Regions from separate parts of the Mus musculus genome. Here all the other regions are linked to region 2. Evidence: chromatin loops called from intact Hi-C (ENCODE). Cell type or tissue: heart. All regions are shown on one strand.

Evidence for each region. Peaks named below come from ENCODE experiments on the same cell type or tissue, not always from the same donor. Only the 100,000 strongest peaks of a DNase experiment are listed, where the experiment ranks them.
Region 1: a loop joins it to region 2, with 14 times the contacts of the local background. A loop is called at or near these places in 13 of 42 quality-filtered maps.
Region 3: a loop joins it to region 2, with 2.3 times the contacts of the local background. A loop is called at or near these places in 5 of 42 quality-filtered maps.

The regions. Positions count from the first base shown.
Region 1 is chr4:43,487,902-43,495,901 of GRCm38, forward strand. Ccdc107 (coiled-coil domain containing 107) reads left to right here and starts at 5,464. Exons shown (of 6, transcript NM_001037913.2): 1 at 5,464-5,635; 2 at 5,707-5,858; 3 at 7,294-7,354; 4 at 7,441-7,531; 5 at 7,608-7,720; 6 at 7,796-8,000. The coding sequence starts at 5,530. It also overlaps Rmrp. In heart, CTCF peaks have their summits at 4,941 and 5,556; DNase peaks (open chromatin) are centred at 3,050, 5,050 and 5,460; H3K4me3 peaks cover 2,381 bases; H3K27ac peaks cover 3,157 bases.
Region 2 is chr4:43,417,539-43,425,538 of GRCm38, forward strand. It overlaps Rusc2 (RUN and SH3 domain containing 2), which reads left to right. Exons shown (of 12, transcript NM_199057.3): 3 at 4,067-4,711; 4 at 4,903-5,088; 5 at 5,181-5,321; 6 at 6,137-6,213; 7 at 6,382-6,556; 8 at 6,646-6,751; 9 at 7,360-7,406; 10 at 7,759-8,000. Among named protein-coding and RNA genes, the nearest start is that of Fam166b, 7.6 kb to the right of the region's middle. In heart, CTCF peaks have their summits at 1,517 and 3,003 (motif pointing left); DNase peaks (open chromatin) are centred at 1,583, 3,003, 4,503, 6,013 and 1 weaker place; H3K4me3 peaks cover 348 bases; H3K27ac peaks cover 566 bases; H3K27me3 peaks cover 2,753 bases.
Region 3 is chr4:43,857,130-43,865,129 of GRCm38, forward strand. No RefSeq gene overlaps it. Among named protein-coding and RNA genes, the nearest start is that of Olfr155, 6.8 kb to the left of the region's middle. In heart, a CTCF peak has its summit at 4,214 (motif pointing left); no DNase peak of the experiment used is centred here; H3K27ac peaks cover 480 bases.

The DNA.
Region 1 (8,000 bases), 70 kb after region 2:
CTCACATAAAATAAATAAATAATCTTTTTTAAAAAGAAGAAAAATCATGAAATTTGAAGGCAAATGGCAAATGGATGGAACTAGAAAAAAAAATCATCCTGAGTAAGGTAGCCCACACCCAGAAAGACAGACAAACATAGAAATAAATATATGTGGATACTAGCTGTTAAGTAAATGATAACCAGGCTATAATCCACAGACCTAGAGAGGCTAAGTAATAAGGAGGGCTCTAAGTGTGTGTGTGGGGGGGGGGTACATGGGTCTCCCTGGGAAGAGGGTGGGTGTGACAGGAACAGGAGGGATCAGGTGGGGGAGGAGTGGAGAGAGAGAATACTGAGAGAGGCGACCAGAATTGGGGACTTCAGGGCGAGGTAGGAACCCAGGACAATGGAAACTCCCTGGAACCCACGAGGTGGACTCTAGTGAGGACTCCTATTAATGGAGGATACAGAGCCTGAACCAGCCATCTTCTGTAAACAAGGCTTCCAGTGGTGCACCTGGAACACCAACCCAGCCACAAAGCCTTTAACCTACAATCTGTCCGGCCTGTAAGATGTGTTAGGGTAAAGATGGCACAGAACTTGTGGGAGTGGCCAACCAATGACTGGTCCAACCTGAGACCCACACTATGAGCCCATGCCATTTAAACTGCTATTGCTTGAGAGGAGATGGGGACGATTGGCTCTATCGAATATCCTGATGCTGTCATCTGAGGATGGGCTCTCCATGAAAGGACAGACCCATCCTGTGTGTCTCCATCTCGTTTCCTGTGTTCTTGCTCTCCAGCATGTAATAGAGCTGTGAGATGTCCCTGCCAGATGATGACACCATGTTCTTGGAATTCCCATTCTTCAGAGCCATGAGCCAAGTCACTATCTTCTACTGTTAATTTTACAGGTGGGCTCAGGCAGGTGGGCTTGGGAACAGGGGGAATTGAGTCGGGGTGTTGGAGAGAGAGAATGTGGAAACAGACTGGCATTGGGGCTGAGGTGAGAGGTTGTGGAAACCTGGTGCAGTAGAACCAGGAATCTAAGAGGGAGACCCTATGAGGACTCCTAGTAATGGAGGACACAGACCCTGAACCAGCTATCTTCTGAAACCAGGCAAGGTTTCCAGTGCAAGGACTGACACCAACCCAACCACAAAACCTTTGACCTACAATCTACCCCGCCTGCAAGATGTGCAGGAGTAGGGAAGATGGAAGCACAGACTTTGTGAGAGTGGCCAACCGTATCTGATCTAAACTGAGACACTCTCATGAGAGGGAGCCCGTGCCCCACACTGCCTGGATGATCAGGAACTAGAGGCTGGATAGCCCAGAGACCTAGGATATGGGGGTAGGAGGTGGGGGCAGCTGATGGGAGCAGATGCAGAGATCCACAGCCAAACATTAGGCAGAGAGAGTCCAAACTGGAGCTCTCTGTCCAGTCCCTCCCCTTGGAGCTCAGGGAACCCCTGAGGAAGACAGGGAAGAATTGTATAAGCCAGAGGGGTCCAGTACACAAGAAGAATACAGCCCGCTGGGCAGTGGTGGTGCACGTCTTTAATCCCAGCACTTGGGAGGCAGAGGCAGGTAGATTTCTGAGTTCAAGGCCAGCCTGGTCTACAGAGTGAGTTCCAGGACAGTCAGGGCTACACAGAGAAACCCTATCTCGAAAAACAAAACAAAACAAAACAAAACAAAACAAAACAAAACAAAACAAACAAAACCAAACACAGCCCACAGAATCATCTAAGCCGGTCTCATAGGGCCTCACAGAGACTGATGGGAAATCACAGAACCTGCATGGATGTGTGCTAGATCCTCTACATACATGCTATGGCTGCTAGCTTGGTGGTTTTGTGGGCTCCTAACAGCAGGAGTGGGGGTGTCTCTGACTCCTCTGCCCGCTCTTGGGGCCCTTTTCCTCTTACTGTTGCCTCACCCAGCCTTGATATGAGGGTGTGCGCCTGGTCTTATTGTAACTTGTTATGCTGTATTTGGTTGATATCCCTAGGAGGTCTGCTCTTTTCTGAAGGGAAATGGAGGTGATGGGGATGGGAGAAGTGGGGGAGGGGAGACTGCAGTCAGGATGTAGTGTGTGAGAGAAGACTAAATTTTAAAGATGAATAAATAAAATTCTCAAATTTTATTTTATTTTAAGTTTTGAGACAGGCTTTCTCTGTGCAGCTCTGGAATTCACTCAGTGGACCAGGCTGGCCTCAAACTCACAGAGATTCACCTGCCTCTGCCTCCCGAGTGCTGGGATTAAAAAAACCACGTGCTACTGTACCCTGACAGTTCTTAAAAATCTCAACTGGCTGATTCTTTGAGGGTGAGGAGATCTGGCAATAATGAGCAAGTGTTCTCTAAGTAGCAATCTGAACCAGACAGTGTGACACAAGTCAGAATGCTAAGGCGGGAGGATTATGTGTTAGGATCCAGCCTGGACTAAAGAATGAGATCCTATCTCCAACTAAAACTAAAAACAAGCAGCTGGGGGCTATAGTGAAGTGGTAGACTACTTGCCTGGCATGTGTGAGGACATGGCTAGAAGCACCTCTGTAGTAAGCTGGCCTGAGGCTTATAAGAACTGGGGTACTCTTGGGAGGCAGGCTGGGGCTGAAAAGAGAGAAACTAGATGGTCGAGAGAAATAATGGAGCCAAGACAAAGGTTTTGATCAAGGCCCATGAGTTTATTAAGAAACCGTGTTTATAAGGGGGTGGAAAGCTGCACCACAGGTGGCCCCACCTCAATGGTGACAAGATTTGTACCAACCCGCTTCAGGCTGGGGGAGCCTACACACCCCGACCCCGTACCATCAAAATGAAACAACAAAACCTTATTCTGGAGACCAGGTTTGGTGGCACACACTTAGAGTCCCAGTGTACAGGAAGAAAAAGCAGGCGTTTCAGAAGTTCTAGAGCGTACTTGACCATATACACAAAGAGTTCTGAGGTCAACCTGGACTACCTGACTCAAAACTCCCAAAACAAAAAGCCAGCCATCAGTGAGTCATTTGTCCCATTAGAATGAACCTGAATTTATCTACACACACTATGCCAGCTGGCAGCCACTCCAGGTTTGTACCTCTCTTCTTTCCCATCCAAGCTGCCTTGGAGCAATCAGACTTTAACAACTCCTGTTGCCCTGCCCTGCCCTGCCCTGTCCTTATGCCCCCCTCTCTGGGAAAACAAGATAAGACTCTCATGGTTTATTCATTTATTTAACACTCGTGTGCCTCATGCCTGGTGATTGCCAAGTCCTGGAGACCGAGATGCAAATGGAACGTGTTTCTTCATTCCGAGAGCTATTGATCTGAAGATGGCCCTCTGAAGATGTAGCAGAGGTAAAAGATAACAGGGAGAGAGGTACATGCTGGCTGCATCTCTAGCAACCCCAGCACTCCAGAGATTATCTCAGAAGGATCTTGGGCTACTGAGACTGTCTCAAACAACACAGCTTAGAGCAGACAATGTAACACCCTGTCTTGGTCTTTTGTTCGTTTTTTTTTTTTTTTTTGTTTTTGTTTTTGTTTTCTTTTCTTTTTTTTTTTTTCCATTTTTTATTAGGTATTTAGCTCATTTACATTTCCAATGCTATACCAAAAGTCCCCCATATCCACCCACCCCCACTCCCCTGCCCACCCACTCCCCCTTTTTGGCCCTGGTGTTCCCCTGTACTGGGGCATATAAAGTTTGCAAGTCCAATGGGCCTCTCTTTCCAGTGATGGCCGACTAGGCCATCTTTTGATATATATGCAGCTAGAGTCAAGAGCTCCGGGGTACTGGTTAGTTCATAATGTTGTTCCACCTATAGGGTTGCAGATCCCTTTAGCTCCTTGGCTACTTTCTCTAGCTCCTCCATTGGGAGCCCTATGATCCATCCATTAGCTGACTGTGAGCATCCACTTCTGTGTTTGCTAGGCCCCGGCATAGTCTCACAAGAGACAGCTACATCTGGGTCCTTTCAATAAAATCTTGCTAGTGTATGCAATGGTGTCAGCGTTTGGATGCTGATTATGGGGTGGATCCCTGGATATGGCAGTCTCTACATGGTCCATCCTTTCATCTCAGCTCCAAACTTTGTCTCTGTAACTCCTTCCATGGGTGTTTTGTTCCCAAATCTAAGGAGGGGCATAGTGTCCACACTTCAGTCTTCATTCCTTTTGTTCGGTTTTGAGAGAGGGTCTCACTATGTAGACCAGGCCTTGAACTCATAGAGATCTGTCTGCTTTTGTCTCCCCACTGCTGGGATTAAAGGAGTGTGGTGCCACATCTGGCAGCTCTGTGAATCTTATGTGCTTGCTACTACATAATCCCAGCATTTGAGAAATGGAAGCAGGAGGGTTAGGAGTTCTAGGCCAGCTCCAGCTACATGAGAATGAAGCCAGCCCAGGTTACATGAGACCCAGAAGGACCTAGTTGTATATTTGCCTTTTGAGTCGCTGTGAACATTCATTCATTAATTTCATTCACTTCCTCAAGTTCCCCTAGCAACAAGTGACTAGGCTCGGACAGTAAAATGGAAAAAAACAAAAAAGCAAAACCCACAGTCTTGCTCTCTTTGGACTAGCAGTCTAAAAAAAGAATTACAGCTATTAAAGAATAAATTAGGAATTCAGATTTGTCTCCGTTTTCTTTCTTCTTTTCTTAGGAAAGGGTGACCTTGATTTCCTAATTAGTACATTCACATCTGGCTCTGAAGGTTGTATAGAAATAAAAGTGGCCGGGCGTGGTGGCGCACGCCTTTAATCCCAGCACTCGGGAGGCAGAGGCAGGAGGATTTCTGAGTTCGAGGCCAGCCTGGTCTACAAAGTGAGTGCCAGGACAGCCAGGGCTACACAGAGAAACCCTGTCAAAAAACCAAAATACAAACAAACAAAAATAAATAAATAAAAGTGTAGCCGCGCTGAGAATGAGCCCCGTGTGGTTGGTGCGAGCCAGGTCGCACTGCCTGCGTCACTATGTGAGCTGACGGATGACGCCCCGCTGCACGCCGCTCAGCTCGCCCCGGAGGGGTCGCTTCTTGGCGGGCTAACAGTGACTTGCGGGGGAAGTCTACGCGCGTGTGCACGCGGCACTCTCTGCCCGTGGTCCGGGGACTTTCCCCTAGGCGAAAGGATAAGGAACATGTCCCTCGTATGTAGCCTAGGAAACAGGCCTTCAGAGCGAGCTGCCTTAGCTTCTAGGCGCGACTAATTTATGACTCTACAACAGGCTTAATTTTTTGGTTATGGTGAGAAAATTGGTCTCTCTAGGTAGAAAAACAATGAGCCATTGTTTTAGGCATGATACTTTATCCTGAAAGATTCTGGAGACATAATTGTTTAAGAAAGCTATAAATAGATAGGTCATTAATTAATGTAGGAACGCTAGGTGGGCGTGGTTTATGCAAATATTGCTTAAACCCATCCTGAGATGGGCGTGGCCGCCTTAAGGGACTCAGCCCCCCCGATGTAGGCGTGGTCTCCTGCGCGTGCGCACTACGGCCGGAGGCCCAGCGCTGGAACGCGGGGTACCCGGCGTGCGATTCTGGTGGGCCAGGCATGGAGGGCGCTGGCCCCGTGTTGAGTATTCTGGGGCTGCTGCTTGTGTCTGCGCCTTTTGGAGTCCTTGGGGAGCGCCCCAGCGCCGATCTGGGGGCACACCCAGGTACCTGCGAGAGCTGCTGGAGGGAGGCTGGGACTGCCTAGTAGAAACTGACCGATGGCTTTAATCCACAGAACGGGGCTCCCAGGTCAGTCCGGGAACCACCGAACCTCGGCGGCAGCCGCCACCCAAGGATCAGCGCGAGCGAGCCCGGGCCGGATCGCTGTCTTTGGGCGCTCTGTACACCGCGGCCGTCGTGGCTTTTGTGCTGTTCAAGTGTTTGCAGGTGCGGTATGGCGGTGGGTTGTGGGAGCCCTGGGCCTTAATCTCCTGGGGCCGCTACAGTACCAAGAACAACCGCTTCCCGGCTACCTGTAAAATGAAGGCTCGTTCCTTGGTTTTTCCACATTATTGGGGCATTCGAGGATCCAGAGAGATAATGGATGTAGGGGGCTGAGAAATTGTAGAAACCGTTACTTTTACTCCTCTCTCCAGTGACGATCGATTTTCAATCTGGAGCTCATCCACTTAGTGTCTGATGTAAGTGGGGTTTTAACCCAACTAGTGTCAGTATGCAAAAAAAGAAGTTGCTGCTGAGGCTCCAACCTTGGCCCAAGGAGTTAATCGCGGCAGCAACAGAGTGTCTAGTGGACCAGACACCAAGCCGTTTCGTGCTCTCCTTAGGAAGGAAACCCTGAAATGTGAACTGACTGTACATTCTGATTACTTTGAAACTGTTGACATGGAAAGTGGAACCTACCACCCAGTGCTTTATCTTCAACTCTGGTCAATTACTTGCACAGGGGAATAGAGGCTGAACTAATTAGTAACATAAAACTAGATGAGATTAAAGAGCCAGGCAGACTTGACAGGCTAGGATGAAGATTGGAGTTTAAAGATAGATTAATAAATTCTACCCAGGCGTAGTGTTAGACGCCTTTAATCCCAGCATTCAGGGGAGACAGAGGCAGGAACAGCTCTTGTGAGTTCGAGACCAGTATTTCTGTCTTATGCATGGAGAAGAATACATAAGCAGTTGAGAAGAGGAGCGGGACCCGTGGAAGAGAGGTAGGCATGGCGGCTGACAGTTTCACGGTGTTATGATAACCCACTTTCCAATTAAAGGTTCTGAAGGAGGCTTGTGCTTTATCTACCTATCAGAGCACTGGGAGAATTGTATCCTAAAAATAAACCATAGGGCACTGCCTTTTAGAGCAAAGAGCACTATATAGACTTTTTGTTGTTGGGTTTTTTGTTTTGTTTTGTTTTAGATTTTTAATCTGTAATGGGATAATGTGAATTGAACAGATTGGAGATTTTTTTTTTCACCAGCAAAGACTGAGGGTACAGGAACTGGTGACACAGTCCTATTATTCCAACTACTATGAGGGAGGATTGTAAGTGCAAGGCCCATCTGGACAATTTAGCAAGACTCTACCTCAAAGGCAGCGAGGTATAGGGATGCTAAATAAGAAGGCTGGGGTAAGAGCAATCTTCCCGTCCCTACTGGAGAGTTTCACATTCCCAGGAGTGCTTTAGCAGTCTGGCCATGTGTGGGCATCCTGACGTTTCACTTCATGTTCTGGGTAAGCAGCTGGACTAGAGACAACTGGGATTCTCTGAGGTGGATGCCCAGAGCTTTCTCTATGGCTCCTCTCTTCACTGGCTCTGAGGTGCTGGGGCCTTTGCTGCAGCCTTGTCTTTATCTGCTTCCACAACAGGGCCCAGATGAGGCTGCTGTTCTCAGAGAGGAAAAAAACAAGAAGAAATCCTCGCAGTCAGGTGGGTTGAGCATTTAGTGGTGGTTTCTGGCGATGGAGTAGATCAGGGGACTGCAGGAGTAACCATGCCCTTTCCCTCACTCCCAGAGCAACAGCTGGTGCAGCTGACACAACAGCTGGCCCAGACGGAGCAGCACCTGAACCACCTGATGACACAGCTGGATCCCCTTTTTGAACAGTGAGAATTTGTGGGGTGGGTGAGGTGGGAGCCAAGGAGACAGACTGGGCAGCCCCCTGAGTGGGTATTTCTACAGGGTGACGACTTTGGTTGGAACCCAGAGGGAACTTCTAGACACAAAACTAAAGACCATCCACCACCTTCTACAAGACTGCCAGCCTGGCACAGGAGTGGAAGTTCCAGAACCAGGTAAAAGGTTGGGAGGTTTCTATGGCTGGAGAGCCATGGCTGTGAAACTAGAGCAAGTTGGTCTCTCCTTCACAGAGGCCAGCATACCCTTTACTGAGGACCTGGGGAAAGAAGACCAAGAAGCTGGAAACAGTCAGGCCTGGGAAGAGCCCATAACCTGGAGCCCAGAAACACGGAACCTAGCTCCTTCCTGGGAGGTGGAGCAGGGGCTGAGGAGAAGGTGGCACAAGACGGTGACAAAGGGTCCAGCAGTAAATGGGGAACAACCACTGAAGGTTTA
Region 2 (8,000 bases):
GAGCCTTGCCGGTGGGGGTGAACCACCGAAGGATTTTGATCAGGAGAGTGGCTGTGTTGGTATTGTTTGGTTTGGTTTTCTGTGTGCTTAATGGCACATTTTGAGTTGCACTTTAGAAAGCTCCTTGGTGGGTTGGGTGGGAGGTGTGGAGAAGTGTCTTCCGACAGGAGAGCCTGCCTTGTAGAGTGGGAGGTCACGGGGTTAGGAGCAGTAGTGGGCCTCTGTGGGTTCTAAGCACACTGCCTTACTTATTCGGTGATCTCTCACCCAGACGGGGCTATAGAGTGAGACCCTGCCAGGGAGGGCGGGAGGGAGGAGGGGTAGTTAAAAGTGGTCATCCATGAAGAATGTGTGGAATTACAAAGTAAACAGGAATAGAACCAGGGGATGGATAGTGTGACTTAAGGGCTGAGCAAAGCAACCCTCAAGGTTGGAGATGAAGCTGGGCTTGTCGGGCTCACCTGTAATTCTAGCATTTAGGAAGCGAAGGCTGAAAATTCAATCCGAAGTTTAAGATGGGACCAGCGAGGTGGCCCGGCGGGTAGAGGCCCTTGTGGTCGCAGCTGGGTGACCTGAGTTCAATCCTTAGAATTTACATGAAAGGACAGGACCCACCCTGCACAGTTGTCCTCTGACTCCCACACCTGTACGTGCACACACACAATGATCATTAAAATACATATTTCAGCCAGGCTCGGTAGCACACACCTTTAATCCCAGCACTCATGAGGCAAAGAGGCCTGGTAGACTTTTGTGATTTTTGAGGACAGCTTGTTCTACATAGCAAGTTCCAGACCAGCCAGGTCTATATTGTCTCAAAATGTTTAAATATTTTAAAGGGGGTCTGGAGAGGTGGCTTGGTGATTAAAGCACCTTGCCAGGTATCACAGTCACCACCCTCGAAACTGCAGATGCCACCAATACCTGGTAGCTGTGCAGCCTACCCATAATTCCAGGCTCAGGAGACAGAGACGGATGCCCAGAGCATGCTACAAAGACTGACCAGATCCAAGAGCTCTGGGTCTGAGGTAGATGGGTGATCAAGGATGAGTCTCAGTATCAACTTGGGGGCCTCCACAAATACTCACATGCATGCAAACGTGTGTACACACACAGAGACACCACATATCCAAGATAATGGAACAAAAGAAAAGGAGAGGAAAGAGGAAGAGACAGAGGAGAGAGCCAGCAGCCACTGAAGTGTTTTCACTAGACTCAAAAATTTAAAGAGCTTTTGATATTTTTAAAAATGTAAGCATTTTTCTTGGGTCAGCGAGATGGTTCAGCCAGTAAAGGCGTTTGCCAATAGGCTCTTTGATCCTAGAGTCTAAATGGGGGAAGGAAAAAATTAACCCATGATTTCCGCATGCCTCTTCCCATACACACACACGAAATAAGGTTTACTTTTTTTTTTAAACTATTTTGAAGCAGGGTCTTATGAATCCCAGGTTATCGTCAAACTGTGTAGCCAAGGACGACCTTGAGGCCGCTGCCTCTGCCTCCTGCTGGGACTACAGGAATGAACCTCTGGGTACGCTCAGCCCTTCGGACTGACCGGGCTTAGTACTGCCTTACTGGGCAGGCTCTCTACCAGAAGCGCTTCCTCCCCAGTCCCAGTGGGACTTCTCCGTCAGGGCAGCCTCCAGTGACGCTGTCACCCTCTTTCCCCTGATCCTGTGCACTCTTTTTAAAGCCAACAAATGAGTTGACAGTTGGTTGAATTTATGGATAGCCAAGGAAGAACCAGTTTGGACAGGACTGGAAGAAGCTGAGGCTCCTCCTGAGAACCTGAGCAGCAGGGTCGGCGGTTGAGAAAAGGGATCTTGCCAAATCTTGATAGAGCAAAATTAATCAGACCGAGGCCAGAGTGAAATTCGATTTGTAAAGTGTCCTTGAGTTGATTTGGGGCGAATAACAGATTGCAAAATGTGCATCAACCATTCCCAAATCCATGCCCAGAGGTAGATTCCAGCGGGGGTGGGGGGTTGCTTCCTTCCTTTGAACACAGAGCACTGACTGGCTGCCCCTGGGACTCTGGATGCTACCTTGTAAGAAGGAACCCAGGAACTGGGGCTGCTTCCCAGGTACACAGCACATGTGATCTTTATTCTCTGAGCAACAACCACAGATAAATTCATTTTTTCAAGAAAATCAGATTTATATAAGGTGATTTGAGGCAGAGGAGACTAGACTGAATCAGAAGTAGAGAGTCGTTCATTTAACTGTTCGGTTCCTGAGATGCGCCCAGACCCTAGAGACACAGCGACTGAGAGGATTTGGTCCCGACTTTTCTGGAAATCCTGTGAAGAGTAACAGGCAGCAAACACGTTAGAAAATTCTTCCCGACACTTTACAAAAAGGAAATGAAACTGGGTGAGAGGGCTGAGCAGGAAGGGACTGATGAAATCTCAGGCAGATCACAGCAGGGACGAGGCCCCAGGGCGTTAGTGACTAGGTATGATTAAGGACTGAGTGGTGGAGGTGTGTTGAGCACATCAAGGAAGACAGGCTGTCCTCTGAGAACTGGGGATGTCAGGGAGCATGAGTGAACACTTCTCTATGAGCCTGTGTACGCATCCCTCATGACTCCATGACGTGAGTAAGAAAGATGGCCCAGCAAACCCAGCCTGACATCACTGTGTGTGTAATGTGATGTGGTCAAGAACTTTGGCCCCAGAAGCCGACTCTGGTTTGGGCAACATTCTGTGCTCTGCTATTTCCCAGCTGAGTGACCTTAACTTGAGACAACAACTTAACTTAAATTTCCCTGATCTGTGTGTAGCAAGGTGGCTCAGACTTGTAACAAAGCCAGCACTTAGAAGCTGTGGCAGGAGCAGTCTTAGCCACGCAGCAAGTTCAAAGTCACTCTGAACTACATGAGACTCTGTCTCAAAAAACAAACACAAATAAGTTTCTTGATCTGTGGAGAAATGAATTCCTCCTGCTTCTTGTTGAGCCACGCCCAGGGCTTTAGGCCCTAGAAGAGTGTGTGGCGCCACCTTGTGTTCATTTAGATAGCTGCAGCATGAACGGTGTTTTATTGAGATAACAGTTCATTAACAAATACCGTGGCACCCTGCATTGTTCTGGACCTCAGTTTAGTTCTGGGACCTGTGATTTAAGGAACACTGACCTGAAACGTGGCTGGGAAAAAAATCCCAAGAGTTGGAAAATATCCCTCTTCAAAGAGAGCAGAGGTAGATTTTGAAGTTCTTAGGAGGGGATCATGGGAGAGATCAGGATTGGGAGCACATACAGGGAGCCGGGCAGTGGTGGCGCACGCCTTTAATCCCAGCACTTGGAAGGCAGAGGCAGGTGGATTTCTAAGTTCGAGGCCAGCCTGGGCTACAAAGTGAGTTCCAGGACAGCCAGGGCTACACAGAGAAACCCTGTCTCAAAAAACAAAATGAAGTTTGGCCGATTTGGCTACAAGTAAATACTTACTTGTCTTACTGCTGAATTTGCTCAAAATCGGAGTGGAGTGTGTGAGTGGAGACAGGGTGGTGGATGGGTAGAGAGAACTTGAAGTCAGCGACATCTTGGCACTGACTCTGACAGAAATGGAAGGTATCAGGAAAACCCGCGCAGAGCCCGTAGATGAAAAGAGTGTAGAAGCTTCCGGCGACACGGTTTAGGAACAATGTTTCTAGCCAGGCTGTTTTCGTTTAAAACGAAAGCAAAGCCCTTTCCACAGCAGGATGGTCAAGGGGAGCTAGATGCTGTGGGCCTGGGAGCCATCTGTGTGAAAGTCTGAAACACAGCTACCTTTGCCAGGGAGCACTTGCTCAGTGAGGTGAGCACGGAGCCTCCAAACATGCCTTGACACCTGCAGAGTTGAGAAAGTGGAGAGGCAGAAGGCATTCCCGGTCATAAAAAGCGCAGGGCAGGCTTACAGGGAGGAGCAGCGTCCCCTCCGCAAAGGAGGAACCTGCCTGTCCCTGTTCAGGGCCTGTAGCCCAGGCTAGCCCATTATCCCCATTGGGTATCACCGATCCTTGTGATTCTTCCTCCCGCTTGGGTTTCAGTGTCTCTCTGATTCAGTCCTTCTCCATCGCTGTTGCTACAGGGGGTGGCACCGAAAGCCGACCCGTCCTTCGCTACAGCAAGGAACAGAGGCCGACCACCCTACCGATCCAGCCGTTCGTGTTCCAACATCACTTCCCCAAGCAGCTGGCCAAGGCCCGGGCCCTGCACAGCCTCTCCCAGCTCTACAGCCTCTCTATGCCCTGCAGCCGCGCACAGCAGCCCGCCCCGCTGGTTATCTCTACTGCTCAAGGCCCAGCCCCAGCTCCCTCAGGAGAGCCGCAGCCATTCACATCGCAGGCCTCTGGCAGAGGCGCCAGAAACGCTGGGCCTGAACCAGAGACCTCGCGGCCATCGCCCCTGGGAAGCTACTCCCCAGTCCGGAGTGCCGGCCCCTTTGGGTCTAGCACCGACTCCTCTGCCTCTACCTCCTGCTCCCCGCCTCCAGAGCAGGGCACAGCAGCCGACAGTGTATCACCATGGAGCCATACCTGCCCTCCTACTGTGCGCCCTGCCACATCCCAGCAGCCACCGAAGGAGGACCAGAAGATTCCGACCTTGGCTGAGTACAGGCTTCATGGCACAGGAAGTTTACCCCCTCTGGGCTCCTGGAGATCTGGCTTCACCCGGGCAGAGAGTCTGGTTCGAGGAGGTGGCGAGGGCAGCATGGCCAACAGGCCCAACAATGGTACGAGCTTCATTCCAAGCAAGCCTACATCTCTTTTGGGTGGGTTCTTAACGCTCTCAGTGGGGGTCACGTCCACAGTGGCTGGAGGTGATTGACATGTTGGCCTAGCCCTAGCATTTTACACGGCCGCCTGGTAGCCATGAAATACTGGCTCCTTCTAACTATTTTCTCTCTCCTGCTTCCACTTCCAGCCAACCACCTGTCCCCTCAGGCCCTCAAGTGGCGGGAATACAGGAGGAAGAACCCATTAGGGCCACCTGGTTTGTCAGGAAGCCTAGATCGAAGGCCACCGGAAGCTCGGCTGGCCCGCAGGAACCCCATCTTTGAGTTCCCTGGTTCTTTCGGCACAACCAGCCATCTGAATTGCCGGCTGAATGGTACGTGACCAAGGTCCCCTGGTTGTACTCAGAGCAAGCTGAGAAGGGCCTGGCCAAGAGCTTCTCGGGATTTCTTTTTTTCTTCTTTCTAGGTCAGATTTCAAAGCCACTGTCGCTGACCTGTCCTGACCTGCAGGACCCCTTCTCCTTAACCGAGAAGCCTCCCGCTGAGTTCTGTCTGTCTCCCGATGGCAACTCGGAGGCCATATCCATCGACATACTTCAGAAAAAAGGTACATGGCCACACCCAGCCTGGTCCAGGGATCCTGCCATCCGAGCCTGTGGTGCCGGGTACCATGCTAGGAACTCCTTCAGAAGACTTGGGTGTTTAAAACCCCAAACACCAATAAGGAGCCCATGAGCATTAGGGCAAGAAGTTGAAGCTTGTGTAGTGTCTGAGTGAATGAGGGCCACGTATCAGGAACTTAAGAATCAGGCGTCAGCCCTTCCCTCACCAAATTAAGTACAATGAGAGAGGCTGGTACATAATTTAAAAATATTTCCTGGAGCCTGGCATGATAGTGTGTACCTTTAATCTACCACTTGGGAGGCAGACCCGGTAGATCTCTGAGTGCCAGGCCAGTTTGGTCTACCTAGTCAGTTCCAGGACAGCCAGAGCTACATAGTGAGACCATCTTTAAAGGATACACATAAGCAAACAGAGCCCCCAAGTACTCTAATTGAAGGCTGTAGTTGGAGCGACTCTGGGCAAGCATGTGGGTGACAGAAGACAAGAATTGGCAGGAGCATGCTGGTCAGTAGGTTAGTGACCAGTAGTCCAGGAGCTACTACAGGGTAAATAACCAAGTGGGCCAAGGGGCAGGAGCTTGGCCAAGAAGGCGGAGTTGCTTGTAGAGCCAAACAAAACGCAAAGGTCAGAGAGGGAAAGCTGTCCATGAAGAGAGCAGCCAACCCCCGGAAAAGGAAAGACCCACGAGAACCGTCGGTGGGGAGGGGCAACTTCCTCTTCCCCACTCAGGTGTCCGCCTCCACCAGGTGGGCTAGCATCTCCCCAAGGGGACCTGTGACAGCCACTTCTCCCTCACAGGGCTGGTAAAAGCTGTCAACACCGCTGTGGACCTTATTGTGGCCCATTTTGGCACGAGCCGGGATCCTGGCGTGAAGGTATGCTGACACTATCAAGAGCTGAGCTATGCCCTGCAGACTCGGCCGTCACCTCCCTCTGCTCTCGGGGACGGAATTCGGGGACAGAAATGGCCGGGGGACATCCAAGAGGGTCTGACTAAGCCAGACTAAGGTGAGGCTTCTCACGGTTGCCCTATGTATCCGCAGGCAAAGCTGGGCAACAGTTCTGTGAGCCCCAATGTCGGCCACCTGGTTCTGAAGTACTTGTGCCCTGCAGTCCAGGCCGTGCTCGAGGACGGACTCAAGGCCTTCGTACTGGATGTGATCATCGGCCAACGTAAAAACATGCCTTGGAGTGTGGTCGAGGCTTCCACACAGCTAGGTAGGTACTAGATTGCAGCCCTGGACTCCGGACTGAATTTGGGGTTCCAGAAGTTAGAAATGTGATCTCCAAACCTGCCTTCTCCCCAGGCCCATCCACCAAGGTCTTGCATGGCCTCTACAACAAAGTCAGCCAGTTCCCAGAACTCACCAGTCACACCATGCGCTTCAACGCCTTCATCCTCGGCCTGCTCAAGTGAGTGCAGAATGGCAAGATGTAAGCAGCCAGCCCCACCATAGCTTTGCTTCCTCTCAGGGGCTGGCTGCCTGGAAGGAGACCGGAGGGGTGTCTGCTCCTTGGGATGCCTTTACCCCACCGAGGTGCAGCCTCTCGGCAGGCGCTGACACCTCCCACCATCAGGCCCCTCCACTTCAGAGGCCATGGCCTGGCCTGTTTAGAAAGAAGCTGGGTTTCTCAGTGTTCGGTGTCTGCAAACGGTGATGTCTCAGCTCCAGCTTGGCTTCTGAATCCCACTTGAGATCTATACTCACCTTAGAACACGTGTCCCAGGAGTGTGGGGTAGTGGTGGCAGCCTGGCCGTCCCCTTTGTCCCCAGCAGCCTGTCCCCTCAGTCAGTAGTCACCCTGACTCCCATGCAAGTTGTCTCCATTCCAAGAATTGACTGACTTGTGAATCCCGTGTTCACCCCACCCCCTGCAGCCCCGTTGACATGGCAGGGTGCACCAGGCAGCCCCCGCTATAGATGTTCATCTGTATTCCTCCCCGGAGCTGCTCTTCTGCACCTATCCCCTCATCATCTGGCTGTATCCACAACACTAAACTCTTGCTCTGTCTTCCTGCAGCATCCGGTCTCTGGAGTTCTGGTTTAATCACCTGTATAACCATGAAGGTAATATCCGCAGCCTGCTCTGCCTTAACCACCTCAGTACGGGACGTTGGGGAGGACCATCCATACTTTCATTCTCAGAGTTTGGGGCGTCTTCTTGACTTGGAACCTTGAAGCAGCAGCAGGCTTAGGGGATCTGGCAGTTAGGGTGGCCATGAACCCCAGCCTTTCTTTCTAAACCCAGAGCTGCTGTTTGGGGTGTGTGCACAGCACACTGCAGCAGCCTTTGTGCAAACGAAAGCAATGTCCACAGCTTGTGGGGATGCATGCAGTGGCTGCCCGGGTTGCTTCTTGGTGTCCCTCTCAGGCCAGATTAGACTCGTGAGTGTGAATCTGTCTCCCTCTCTTTCCCTAGATATCATCCAGACCCACTACCAGCCCTGGGGCTTCCTGCGGGCCGCACACACGGTGTGCCCAGGCCTCTTCGAGGAGCTGCTGCTGTTGCTACAGCCCTTAGCCCTGCTACCCTTCAGCCTGGACTTGCTGTTCCAGCACCGGCTGCTGCAGAGCGGGCGGCAGCAGCGGCAGCACAAGGAACTGCTGCGTGTGTCCCAGGACCTGCTGCTGTCTGCGCACTCAACACTGCAGTTGGCCAGG
Region 3 (8,000 bases), 440 kb after region 2:
ATGGAGAAACGAGATGCCTGAGGAACTGGGGAGGGGAACCCATGAGAGCAAAATATAATGGCACACCTATAGGACTGAGGAGACCATGATGAAAGCCATCATTCGTATGGTAGCCTAAAAACTCTATTTGAAAAGCAGGGTGTGGCGGAACACACCTACAAGCCCAGGACTCAGGAGGAAGAAGCAGGAGGATCAGCAATTGAAGGCCACTGCCCGATACGTAGCAAGTTAGTGACCTTGTCTCCAAGAACCAAAAGGAACTACACCCATAAAGGAGCAAGGAAAGGCAGATAGGACGGCTTGTGCCTGTGAGCCAAGCACTGGAAAGACAGAGGCTAAAGGATGGCCATAAATGTGAGGCTAACCTGGACTACGTAGTCAGTGTTTGGCTATCCTGGGCTACAGTGTGAGATCCTGTCTCTCAAAATAGAAAAAAGAAAAGAGGAGAAAAGGAGGAGAGGGGACCTAAAACCATGAGCTCAGCGAACCTCTTTATAAAGCTCTCAGCCTCAAGTATTTCATTATAGAAATAGAGACACTTGGTGTGGATCCAGGGCTGGGGAAATGGGACTATGCAAAAGCCAACTTCCAACAGTCCCTAAGGCATCCATGACCTGATGCCTGCACAATTCCTCACCCCATGGGTTTATCACATGTAGTCTATGTCATATCCAGGAGGCAGCAATTATATCTAAGCACAAACTTCTTCTTCATTTTTACAAGTTATTGTTATTATTGGGTGTGCACGCACATGCCATGACAAACCTGAAGTGGTCTGAGAACATCTTCGTGGAATTGGTTCTCTCCTTGCATTTTAAAGTGGGTTCTGCAGATCCAACTCAGGGCTCCAGGGTTAGGCTTTCGTGGCAAGCACCTTCACCCACTGAGACCGTTTGCTGTCCCTGAGCATTCATGCCTGTCAGCAAACCCCCAGGCCTATGCCGTGGACACTCGAAATGTATGCCAGACCCCAGGAGTCTGCTGTGCCCAATCCAGACCGTAGCAGAGGTTCTGGTCAGTTCATGAGACACTAAAATAGATGAGGGTTTTGTGTGGACTTTCCAGGGGGAGACAGGAAAGAGAAAGCTAAGCTGTATGGAAATTGTCGTTGTCTTTGGACAGGGAATCTACCAGAGCTTCCTTCCTGACCTGGATCTCACTGCATAGTCCAAGCAGGCACCGTCCTCCTGCCTCAGTTTCCCAAGTGTTAGGATTCCAGGAGTGAGCCACATTAAAGCTCAGGGAAAAAATTTTTTTGAGTCAGGGTTCCCCTAAATAGCCCTGGCTGTCTTAGAACTCTCTGTGTAGACCAGGCTGGCCTTGGACTTACAGAGATCCATCTGTTTCTGCCTCCCAAGGCATGTACCACTGTGCCCAGCATGCACGGGGTAATCTGTAAGATGAGGACCCTGCTTTTAGTGTTTTTTGAACTAGCAGAGTCCTAACCAGCCCACCACAGAGAGGTGGGCCAGAGCCTCTACCAAGGCGAGGAAAGTGGTCATAATTCAGAAGAGAGGTTGAGGGAAGTGGGAAGTCTGGGGCTCTTTGCTGGTGAATCTGCAGTTTTTTGCTCTGTCTCATTCCCACCTCTTTTGCAAGCTCCAGAGAATCTGACTTGCTGTGTTAAGACAAAGTCTTGAAAATAGCTCCTTTTTCCTGGCTTAACTGAGTTGTGGAAATTGTATTTGTTAAGTGTGTTATAGTAAAGAATGGAGTTCACCTCTGGGTGGAGACATGCATTCGCCTCCTCCCTTAAGAGTAAATCCAGCCAGGGGTGTGTTCTAGGAAGGCAGGCTCACCTCTGTAGTGGACTTTCTTCTCCTAAGTTCACACCACCTCCTAGTGCAGACCCTAGGAGCACGACTGGCTGGGTCTGCCTGCTCTGAGTCCTGACTCAAGCAAGAATATTCCTCTTTTCTTCTCTTCTGACCTTTTCTTTTGGATACTGGTGGGAGCCTAAATATGCCTTTAAACCCTCTGGTGCTTTGACTTTTTTTACTCCTGTTTGTTTGTTTGTTTGTTTGTTTGTTTGTTTGTTTTGTTTCCCTTGGAGAACTACTCAGAAGAAATATCACTCCACTGTGAGTTCTCTCTCTCTCTCTCTCTGTCTCTCTCTCTCTCTCTCTCTTTCAAGACTTGCTCTGTGGACCAGGCTGTCTGTCTTAATTAGGGTTTTACTGCTGTGAACAGACACCATGACCAAGGCAAGTCTTATAAAGACAACATTTAATTGGTGCTGGCTTACAGAGTCAGAGGTTCAGTCCGTTATCATCAAGGCAGGAACATGGCAGTATCCAGGTAAGCATGGTGCAGAAGGAGCTGAGAGTTCTACATCTTCATCTGAAATCTTCTAGTGGAAGACTGACTTCCAGGCAGCTAGGATGAGGGTCTTAAAGCCCCATCCACAGTGACACACCTACTCCAACATGCGCACCTCTTAATAGTGCCACTCCCTGGGCCAAGCATATACAAACCACCACACTGGCCTTGTACTCAGAGATCCCTGCCTCTGCCTCCCAAGGGGAACTGTCAGCATTCTACAAGAATGGAAACTCTGCTACCATCTCAGGTGTTGGGCCTTATTCGGCCAGATTCTGAGGCCTAGTGAGGAAACCTGAGCCTCTGCTCGAGTTTAGAGACCTACCTTGCTCACTTCCATACTGGAGTGACTCAGCAAGACCTGCTTAAGCCTGCCTTTGCCAAGCTACCAATGGTGTAGAATAACTTTATTGGCCCTGTCAGTCATCCCACACTGTCACCCTTCCCTACCCCTTACATCATCTTACCTCACCAAAAATCCCCACCTCCTTCCTCAACCCTGTATAAACAAAAGACTGATACAATAAAACTAGTTCCTGCTTTGACAAGACTCCCGGTCTGGTGTGTTTGTTTTGGGCCACCAACACTCACCATCCTGCACAGCCCCTGGAGAGCCGGCAGAGAGCCAGACACTTGGGCACAGCAGGCTCCTGGGATGCAGCTGCTGGGCATCACAGGCGTACCTTTTTTGGGTATCCAAGACTTAGGTCTGGAGATTTGCGCACGGCCGTGTGTGCTCAGGGACCAGCAAGATGGCTTTCCTCTCCATCGTACGGCACCTGAGCACACAGCTAACTTCCCTGCAGGCCCGAGACTTACAGCTCGTCTGCCCTCTGAGTTCAACCACTTTGTCCCAAATGACAGGGCTTCAATGTTCTGCAGGGTGTGTATACATATTCACACCACCTTTTCTTTAACACATCACCATAGTGAATAAAGCAGGAAGTGCTGATTTTGTGTTCCTTGGCAATCTCCTCAGCCTCGCTGCACTGTGTGGTCCTTCTCTTTCTAGTCTAAGGAACTGTAGTAAGGTTTGCACGTTGATGATTCTAATTAGCATCCCTGCTAATGGCTAACAATGGGATGAGAAATGTAACTGTTGCTTCCTTCCCCCAAAACGTTCTTAAGTTCTTGAAGTCTGAGCATATATTGTTCAGACTCCAACATCCTCTATAGAGCTCTATAAAACCCAAATGTGCTCTTAATCAGGACACCAGAAAGAGAGAGAGTGAGAGAAGAGACACAGAAACAGACACACACAGAACTTGTTCAAGTGACTGTTTTTAGAGCTGAAAGAGGAAAACAAAGCCAACTGAGGGGAAGTTGCAGTCAGGGAGCCTCAGCCCATGCTGGCCACAGGCTCAGAGGCTATCAGGGAGCTCACAGTATTCCTTAGCAACCAGAGCCAGCCCTGTGTGTTCCTGGTTAAGGCTGATGCTCACTTCCCTTAGAGGCTCAGTCAGGCCCTGAGTAGGACCCGTTCCAAATGGAGTGGGTTGGGAGCTGAAAGGCAGGCAGGCTGCCTGCCCCTGTGCGGACACTTTCAGCCAGGCCTGCAGCCAGACGCCTGCCCTCCAGGTCTGGCTAAAGGCTTTTGTTACTGCTGGACACTTGGCTGAGTCTCCTCTCTTCAGTTTCTTTGTAAGAATGTGTGTCCACTCCTCCCACTACATGATGCATGGGAAGACTATGGAGAACAACCAGGTGAGAAGAATTGGCGAGGGCCACCTGCCACTCTTTGATTAGGGTTTCCTCTTCACTCTCTCCCCCATGCGTTTCCCAGAAGTTCAAGGGCAAGTTCACACCTTCTTACACCAATCCCCAGACTATTATAAGGTGCCATGGGTGGCTGGCGGCTTCAGCTACGGCTTGACTGCTGCAAACCTGCCATCTGGTGGACATTCTGAGAGTTGCTGGTCGTGAATTCTGCAAGTTTTTAGCAGCACCTCAAATGCTGAGGACCTCGTGAAAAGGCAGAGTTGGTCTCAGTGAAGCGAAAGTGGGTGAGATGCTACATCTCTAGTAAGCGTCCAGTCTGTTCCCGCCATGCTCTTCCCGCAGCGCTCAGAGTGGAGAGGCAGGAATGACACTCCTAGGTGGACAGTGGACGTTCCTTACCAAGTGTCGAGCCCCAAAGCCTTGAAATATCTAGATGCAGACTTTACTGTGTTCGCAGCCTCCTGGGGTCCCTTTCTTACATTTCGGAAAGATGTTCTGTATTTATTAAGTGCCCAGGTGGCTGTTATTTCTCTGCACTCACCACGACTACAACACGGGGAGTTGATGTCAACACTGCCAGATAATAATGCTCTGACCAGACTGGTTTATGTTTCTCAAATCACGATGTCCAGTAGCTCCCCTGCTCAGTCATGAGGGTGAGGAAATTCTGCCTCAAACAAAGCCTTTGTTTTTCTCTTAGGTGTATTAAGACACTAACACTACACCACAGGCTTTCTGGAAGGGAAAGGGGGTTTTATTGTTAATGTTGTTTGTATTTGTTTTGTTTTGTTTGTGGATTTTTCAAGACAGGCTCTCATATGGACCTAGGCTGCCTTCAAACTTGCTGTGTAGCTGAGGTTGACCTTGAACTACTGAGCTTCCCAACGCCACTTCCCAAATGTTAGTCCATGAGTCAGTCCTGAGTCGTTAGCTTGTTCCACTTTGCATTGTATGGACCACAAAAGCCCTAATAATATAGCCTTGTGATTTCCCCTACTCCTGCTTCTGACTCCTGACCCAGCCTCAGTGCTCCCTTGCTCCTCCCCAATGACAGTGTGTAGTGTGGTGTTCGCCTCTTGGAAAATTAAGTCATAAAATTATCTTTCAATAGCATTGGCCTCCGAGTGTCACCACCCAGCCACTTCCATAAATTAAAATACTCCAAGTGCACTTTGAGACATGAGTGCTCACTCGGTAGAAATGACCATGCAAGTCCTTCCATGTACTCATGAACAAAGGCCCAGAGAGTCTTAGTTACAACAGGCAGAGCTGAAAATAACCAAATAACCTGTAGGTATGTCCGAAGAGGGTGGGCATGGCTGTGCACTCTGTAAGGCTAGCATCTGGGTGGCTGAGCTACGATGGGAGAATCATGAGTTGGAAACCAGCCTGGACTAGTGTTAGATTCCTTCTCAAAAAACTAGTTGGGGTAAGGCGCTTGCTGCAGAGCGTGACAACCTGAATTCAATCCCTGGAACCAACATGAGCGAGAAGGAAAACCTACAAGTTTTTGTGGTCTTCATGCTTTTGTATGAATTTCCCATGACATACACACACACATATATATGTATATACCCACACATACACCACATTCATATATATACACATATGCACACATACACAAATATATGCACATACACACATGCACACACAAACATACACACATGCGCGCGCACAGGCACACACTAATTTTTGTAAGTTGAATGTTCATGCAGTGGAACGACACCTAGCAAAACAACTGAAAAATTATCAAAACAACCGACAAAACTATCAAAACAGGCTGTAAAATGAGATTCTCTCAAAAATAGTGTACTAAGAGAAAGAAGCCCAGCGTATGACTGGAATCCTGGAGTAGTCAACACTAAGAGGCAGCAGCCAAAAACACAACTGTTGTCTGAAGCCACGGCCAACTGACTATGTGAACACAGGACTCCTTGTGGAGGAGCAGGGGCTCTTCTGATCTTGGTTTTGTACACTAATTTCTTAAGGCCCATAGATTTGCATCTTAAAACAGTCTGCTTACTTTTACTTTAAAAAAAAAAAAATGTGGCCGGGCAGTAGTGGTGCGAGCCTTTAATCCCAGCACTTGGGAAGCAGAGGCAGGTAGATTTCTGAGTTCAAGGCCACCCTGGTCTACAGAGTGAGATCCATGACAGCCCGGGCTATACAGAGAAACCCTGTCTTGATAAAAACAAACAAACAAAACAAACAAACAAAAACAAAGCAAAACGTGTCTAGAGGCTGTAGAAATGCCTCCGTGGTTAACTGTACATGTTGCTCCTGCAGAAGGCCAGGGTTAGATACCCAGTGTCTATCACAAGAGTCTGTAACTCCAGTTCCAGGGGATTCAGTGCCCTCTGCTGGCCTCTGCAGATGCCAGGCATGTGTATGTTCACATACCTATATGAAAGCAAAACATTCACACGTGAAATCAATAAATCTAAAAAAAATTTTTTTAAAGATAAAGCATGCATGAGTGTTTTGCTTGCATGTATGTCTGCACACCACATGTGTGCCTTACTGCCCTCAGAGACCAGAAGATTCAGGGGTCAGATGCCCTGGAAACGGAGTTACAGACAGTTGTGAGCCACCATGTAGGTGCTGAGAACTGAACCTAGATCCTCTGAAAGAGCAGCAGAGCTCCTAATCTCTGAGCACCTCATCAGCTCCAGAACTTTTTTCCTGCAAATTATACATCAAAAATTGGTTTTCAAATAAAATAAACAACTCACTTATTAATTCTAATTTCTTATCTAATTGGTATTGTGTGTGTGGGGGGGTGTCCTCATGATCACAAGCTATACTCAAATTCATTATGTAGCCAGGGATGTCCCTTGAAAGTCTGATCTACCTGCTGCCTCCTCCTAAACGTTGAGATTGCAGGGTTGTACCACTGGGCCCAGTCTATGCAGTGCTAGGGATTAAGACCCGGACTTCATGCATGCTAGGGGCAGCCCTCCACCAACCCAGCAGCATCTCAGCCCCTATACAATCTTCCTCTTAGTTGATCCCATTAAAGCTATTCTGACTGCCCTCATTCTTATCTCAAGTACTTCTAAAATGCGGCCAAAGGCAAATAGATAGATATAAAACACAGCCAAGAACAAGATAAGACATAAATACAGCAGAGAAAGAAGTGCATGGCCACCGTTGCAAAAAACACACGCTCCTTGGATGCTGTCTTGGTTAGGGTTTCTATTGCTGGGATGAAGCTCCATGGCCGAAAGCAAGTTGGAGGGGGAGGCCTATTTGGTTTATGCTTCCATACACCGGTTGGTCATTGAGGGGAGTCAGGACAGGAACTCAAGCAGGGCAGGAACCTGGAGGCAGGAGCTGGTTCAGAGGCCATGGAGGACTGCTGCTTACCAGCTTGCTCAGCCTGTTTTCTTACTTTAGGGGCTGGAGAGATAACACCCAGGACCACCAGCCTCCAAGTGGCACCCCCCACAATAGGCTGGGCTCTCCGGCATCGATCACATATAAGAAAATGCCCTACAGGTTTGCCTACAGCCCAGTCTTAAGGAAGCGTTTCCCCAGATGAGGCTCCTTCCTCCCTGATGACTCTAGCTTTTGTCAAGTTGACATCAAAAGCAACTGGCACAAAGAGGAACGCCTCTTAACCACTGAGATATCTCTCAGGACCCCCAGAGAAGTTCCTAACCATTCAGATTCTAGGCTCTATCTGTCAAATTTTTTAATTCCATGATTTGTGGAAGGAAAGAGAAGTCTGGCCTGATAAACATTTCCCTGGTGTTTGTTTATTCATTTGTTTGTTTTTGTGGTGCTGGGAACAGAACGAGGATCTCACAAGCACACTAGGCAGGCATTCTACTGTCTAGCAACAACCCAGTCCTAGGTGTTCGGTGCTTTTAACTCTCTCCTGGGACTACTGAACTGCACAAGTTAAGCAGAGAGGAATGGGGGAATACTTCACTTCTTTAGAAGGTTAACTGTGTGAGATT